Regions from separate parts of the Homo sapiens genome. Here region 1 is linked to region 2. Evidence: chromatin contacts called from ENCODE Hi-C or POLR2A ChIA-PET data. All regions are on one chromosome and are shown on one strand. The core of a region is the stretch at or near the end of the contact, and the rest is flanking DNA. Distances in the headings are between cores, read along the strand shown.

The links. A loop is a pair of places that touch in the nucleus more often than their neighbours do. ChIA-PET counts read pairs that join two places held with the same protein, here RNA polymerase II (POLR2A). Pooled maps may share reads with other maps.
Region 1: a pooled map shows a loop between it and region 2 (4-fold over the local background). The contact joins the enhancer-like site here to the promoter of PDK3 in region 2. A Hi-C loop is called at or near these places in 3 of 37 single-sample maps with no recorded cell type and 4 of 50 pooled maps. POLR2A ChIA-PET finds 5 or more read pairs at or near these places in 1 of 52 experiments (T-cell).

Annotation. Positions count from the first base shown.
Region 1 is chrX:24,240,529-24,243,692 of GRCh38, reverse strand. No RefSeq gene overlaps it. Among named protein-coding and RNA genes, the nearest start is that of SUPT20HL2, 72 kb to the left of the region's middle. RefSeq lists an enhancer at 883-962. Within about 2 kb of position 1,337, at least 6 of the 41 ENCODE cell types and tissues checked have a DNase peak (open chromatin) inside an H3K27ac peak, as active enhancers do.
Region 2 is chrX:24,464,016-24,467,189 of GRCh38, reverse strand. PDK3 (pyruvate dehydrogenase kinase 3) reads right to left here and starts at 1,904. Exons shown (of 11, transcript NM_005391.5): 1 at 1,629-1,904. The coding sequence starts at 1,734. RefSeq lists a silencer at 1,844-2,163.

The DNA of each region.
Region 1 (3,164 bases), core at 88-2,587, 220 kb after region 2:
TTTTTTTTTTTAGGTCTGGAAAGATTTACTCCAAACTCATAACTGAGGGTGGGGACAGGTGGGGAGGAGAGGGACCTAGATTGAGTTACTGTCAAAGAGGACTCTATTTATAACGTACTTATTTTCATAAGGAGAGTGTATTCATGTTATACTCTTGCAACAGAAAATTAATGATTAAAAAAAAAAATACATGTTCCTCTGGAAAGTGTACCTAACCTTCGAACACTCATTCACATGGTATATGATCAAGATTTACCTTTTGTGACATCTTTGCAGGACTACAGACTGAGTGGCCCCAGAAGCGTCCAAAAGTTTTCCCCTGGGAACACAAGGTCTAACAGGCTAAACGAGCAAGCACAGTAGAAAGTTTTTACTGAGGCTTATGAAGCCAAATTCAAACAGGAAACTTCTAAAGCTTTTGAAAATCCATCAGAATTAGTTTGGGCCCCTGAATTAGTTACCTACTGCTGCATAACAAATTATCCTAAAACGTAATGGCTCAAAACGACACATTTCTTTTCTCACAGTTTCTATGCTGCAGGAATCAGGGTCTCTCCCAGGGCTGCAATCAGAATGTTCACCGGGGCTACTGGCTCATCTAAAGGTTTCACAAGGGAAGGATCTGTTTGCAAATTCACTCACGTGGTTGTTGGCCAGATTCCGTTTCTCACAAGCTGTTGGACTAAGGGCCTTGGTTCCCCTGAGGGCGTCAGTTTCTTGCTGGTTGTTGGCCAGAAGCTGTTCTCAGTTCCTGGCCATGTGAACCTCTGCATGGGGTGGTTGACAGCATGGTAGCTGGCTTCCTCAGAACAAGCACGCAAGAGGCATCAGAGACAGTTTGCAATCAAGACAGAAGCCACAGTCTTGGCCAGGCGTGGTAGCTCATGCCTGTAATCCCAGCACTTTGGAAAGCCGAGGTGGGCGGATCACTTGAGGACCAGAGTTTGAGACCAGCCTGGCCAACATGGCAAAACCCTGTCTTCACAAAAAAATACAAAAATGAGCTGGGAGTGGTGGCATGTGCCTATAGTCCCAGCTATTAGGGAGGATGGCTTGAGCCCGGGAGGTTGAGGCTGCAGTGAGCTGTGACCATGCCACTGCACTCCAGACTCAGCGACAGAGCACGACCATGTCTCAAAAAAAAAAAAAAAAAAAAAAAGGTCACGGTGTTTTGTAACCTAATCTCAGATGGGACATCCCATCATTTTTGTCCTATTCTGTTCATTAGAAGCAAGTCACTAGTGTAGCCCACACTCAGGGGATCCAGGTCAGAAGCTGCCTGTCATAGCCTCATGGGAATTCTGTGTTCCGTTCCAGCTGTGTTAACATGGGGCTAGTGGGAGTGGGATAGGGGGAAGGGAAGGGAGGGAATACTCGCTTCCAAAAGAGTCCTGAAAGAGAATTTCTGATGTTGTCAGAGAAAATATTAGTATATCCAGTAGGTGGCACCCATCACTGTGAACAAGGGTCCCCAGCCCCTTGAGAATAGCACCTAACACAACAAACTCTGGTAATAAAGATTTAAGCAGCCAATCAAATATTCTTGTTAATAGGGAATTTTTGCGTATTATGCAATTGTTCTTTAAAAAATTATGATTAATTTCCGTTCTGTTACCATTCTAAGTGATTTAGATGATTTTCAAATTTTCTTGCAGATTTTGACACGTATGGTGGCAAATTATAACGACATGTAAGGTTTTTGCACGCAAGCCAGGATGTTTTACTAAGAGAACAGTCATTCTACACTAAGGGTCCCTTAAGTTAGCATCACAACTGATAAATTCAACATGTGATCATTTGTGCCTAACAAAATATACTTCAAAAAAACGTGGCTGCGCCATTCACAATGTACCAATTCATAACTTTTAAACCTTTCTTCATATGGCTAAAATATCTAGGTTGTTATTAAAGATAATCTAGCAGTGCTTTTCTACCTATTGTATGTGACTTATTCGTGGATCAAAATAACTTGGTGGATTTTGATAAGTAAATTTATATCACAATATTTCTTGGTAAATGGTAAAATGTACATATCCTAAAATATATCATTGTAATCACTTTAAGTGTACAATTCTGTGGCATTATGTATATTTAAAATGTTGTTTAGATCAGATGCGGTGGCTCACGCCTGTAATCCCAGCACTTTGGGAGGCCAAGGCGGGTGGATCACCTGAGGTCAGGAGTTCAAGACCAGCCTGGCCAACATGGTGAAACCCTGTCTCTACAAAAATTAGCCAGGCACAATGGAGGGTGCCTGTAATCCCAGCTACTCAGGAGTCTGAGGTGGGAGAATCGCTTGAACCCTGGAGGCAGAGGTTGCAGTGAGCCGAGATAGCGCCACTGCACTCCAGCCTGGGCAACAGAGTAAGACTTCATCTCAAAAAAAAAAAAAAAAAAAAGTTGTTTAAATATCACCACTATCTATTTCTAGAGCTTTTTCATCATCCCAAGCAAAAACTGTAGCATAGGCAATAGTTTCCCATTCTTTCTCTCCCCAGCCCCTGGTAACCTCTATCCTTCTGCCTCTATGAATTTGCCTATTCCAGATGTTTCATATAAGTGGATAATATATTATTTGTCCTTTTACATCTGGTATGTTTCATTTAACACAACATTTTCAAGGTTCATTCATGTTGTAACATGTATCAGAACTTTAGTTCCTGTTTTCAATTCTTTGGGGTATATACCTCAGATTGGAAGTATTGGATCATATGGTAATTTTTTTTTTTTTTTTTTTTGAGACAGTCTTCACTCTGTTGCCTAGGCTGGAGTGCAGTGGCATGATCTCGGCTCACTGCAATCTCCACCTCCTGGGTTCAAGCGATTCTCCTGCCTCAGCCTCCCAAGTAGCTGGGACTACAGGTATGCACCGCCACGCTCGGCTGATTTTTGTATTTTTAGTAGAGACGCAGTTTCACCATGTTGGCCAGGCTGGTCTCGAACTCCTGACCTCAAATGATCTGCCCACCTTGGCCTCCCAAAGTGCTGGGATTACAGGTGTGAGCCAGGCCGGATCATATGGTAATTCTATGTTTAACTTTTTAAAAACCACCATACTGTTTTCCACAGCAGCTGCAACGTTTTACATTCCTACCAGCAATATACAAGGGTTCCAATTTCTCTGTATCCCCATAACACTTGTTATTTCCATTTTTTTATAATAA
Region 2 (3,174 bases), core at 655-3,154:
TTTGTTTCCAGATACTGGCCTCACAGGTTTTCCATGATAACACTATCCTCCACTGTGGTTTTCCTACTCACATAACATCCTTACCAAAATACCTATTAACACGGGTAGACACTAGCTGCTATGGAAATCAACTAACCAAAATTTTGGCTGGCTATTGGAGCTATCACTTAAACTTTGAGGGTGGAAAGAACTGGGAGTTTCTGGATTCCTTTTGTTCCTTTTATTGTGAATTATCCTGTTTCAGTTTACACTAATGAAAGGCTGATACCTTCAGAATCTTCCCTAAACCATAAAGATGGAAAACTTGCCTATATTTATAGCAATAGCAACATTTTCTAAACTCTAAAGTCAGAAACTGCCTCAAACCTCTACAATTCTCGAGATAGTAAGTAAAACTACCAATAGCTTTTGGGAGTGAAGTTTGAAGATGCAGAAATCAACGTGTCATTGAACTTTGACTTTCATCATCATTCTCTGGCAAATTGGCTTCTAAAATTTTAATTTGGTCTCAACTTTAACCTATTCCTCTCTTCCTATCCTAGCTTTTAAAAAAAAAAAAGTATGGACATCACTTTTTGCATATCAGGTCTTCCTCAAATGTTCTACCTACTCTGCACTTTAGTTTTTATGCCCAACTGACACTATCACTGACACCCTTGACATTTACATAAAATTCATTAAATGAACAGACACCCTACGATTTCCCCTGGAGAGCTTAGAACATCTTTGCTGCTGGATTTGATTTTCCTCCAGGGATGCTGAGTTCCATTCTGATACCTCAATGCATGCGTTTTACTTTTAGGTGTTTCACAACCAGCTCCTTCGTTTTCTGGGGAAACATGATTCAGTTAACAGAAGGTGGTGGAATCTATTCCCATCTCAGCTAGGCCTGAGGCAGGCTGGGAACCCGAATCTTCTTTGGTCCCACCTCAATCCGTGAAAGCCGCCCACCAGCCCACCGGACAGGGAGAATGTGGGTGGGACACCAATGGAGAAGAGAAACGAAAGGTGCTGGCACTAAAGCCAGAGTTGTATTAGACCCTGCTCTGATGCTAGGATCCCAGACGTCCGCTCTTCCCAAGCATCTAAGGCGTCTGCAGGCCAGGCCTCTAACTGATTTAACATAACCTGATGAAGACAACAGTTCGAGTCCTGCCACTCCAGCCACACAGCAACACCTTAGAGCAGAAAAGGAACAAAATGCCATTGCATAATTTATTCAACCTCAAGGTATTTCTAAACAGTTCTTACCCAACCAAAAAAAAAAAATTCTAAAAATAAAAACATTAAAAAGCCACCCACATCTCGTTCTGAAGTTTTAAGGGCTGTGAGGTTTGTGTCAAGCAGATTTGAAGCTAACGACCGCAGGTTTGGGGAGTCTCGCCTGCGATGAGGGTCCTGCAATGAGACGCCGTTTCTGTGTCTCCGGGTAAGTCCCAGGCTGGGTGCGAGGGGGCCAGGCCCTGCCCCTCCGCGCCCCGAAATCCGAGCCCCAGGAGAGCCCCCCGGATATTCCCTAGCCCCGCCTGCGGTTCCCACAGACTTTACCCCGAAGCTGCGGAGATCCGGGGTGGCAGCCCGAATGGCGGCGGCCCCGGGCCCATGGGGACCCTTGGCCCCGTACTCACCGAAGTCCAGGAATTGTTTGATGGAGAGCGGCGACGGCGAAAAGCGCGAGTAGCGCTCGATCTGCTTGGGCACCGGCTGCTTCAGCAGCCACCGGAACAGCCGCATCCTCGCCCGGGCGGCGCACAGACCCGCCTAGACGCCCGGGTGGCCGCAAGGGCTGGCGCAGCCAAGCCGCACGGATAGGGCACGTTTGCGAAGCGCGCACCCCGGCCTCGATCTCGGCCTCGGCGCCGCCGGTGCAGCCGCCGCAGCAGCAGCAGCAGCTCCAGGACAGCGGCGGGCCGCCCGCGGCTTCCCTAGGCTCCGCCTCGCTGGGCGGAGTCGGTTGCTGCACGTACGCGGCGCGCGAGGGGAGGCGAGGAGCGCGAGGGGCACGCGGCCGCGCGCGCCCTCCACTGATTGGCCGCCGCTGCCTCTGTGACGTTTGTGTTTTGTCCGGGCGCGGCGCCAGAGACCCCCCTCCCTGGCTCATGGGACTCAGCCCAGCCCAGCAAGTGCAGCCGCTTTCAGCTCCGCCTCTGGCTGGGTTCTCCGCTGCCGAAAGGTAGCCGAGGTGCCCGCGGACCGGGAAGAGGCCAGGAGCCCGGAATCCGATCCTCCGCGCTGCTCAAGACCCTTCTCAACCGCAGGCGCCTTTTCCGGGAGGAGGACTTGCCGTTCGCTGCATCCTGACACTTAGATTTTACAGCCTAACTAGACTGACTCTGTTTCGTGGCCCAGCCCCACCCCCACCTCCCTGCCTGACTCCCAAGAGAACACCTTTGGAACACCTTTGGACTGGATTGTTAGTTCGCTGATTCTCTTTTTCGTGGTTCCTTTCCCCTCCTTCCCGCACAAGATTAAGTGACTGATTGCATTTCATGTCCCCCCACCACCACCGTTGGACGGGATCCATTGTGAGGTCAAGGGTCAATAACACCCCCTACCTCCCCAATGCCAGTGGACAGGATAATTGCAAGGTCACTGACTCTGTTTCATACCCCCCCACCCCACTACTACCATTGGAAAGGATCAAATGTAAGGTCACTGGCACTTTCTTTCATACCCCTTCTCTACACCACCACCATAGGACAGCCCCCTTCACGCTTCACCACCACTTTTGGACAGGAGTCTATGCTTACACAGTGTTGGGTATTCTTTATCTCAAGTGAACTTGAGAGCCTGGCATGGTGACATGCACCTATAGTCCCAACGACCCTGCAGGCGGAGGTGGGAGGATCACGTGAGCCCAAAAGTTCAAGATCTGCCTAGGCAACATACCCAGACCCCCCTCTCAAAAAAAAAAAAAAGTGAACTTGAACTCAGGGCTCAGTATATGAAATTGTTATTTCCTATTATGAGTGAATAAAGTACAGCTTACTTTAGCCATTTCCACCAAACCTTGGCTTTTTTTTTTTTTTTGGCAATATGTAAACATAAACATATGTAACTAAAAGGACAGGAAGAATGTTCTTTAAGGAAAGGTACAAATGTGACTGGAAGCCACTCCTTGGGTCTCTGATTGGACTAGTTTTCTCACTGAATGAGATTATTGGTGGGTAGCTA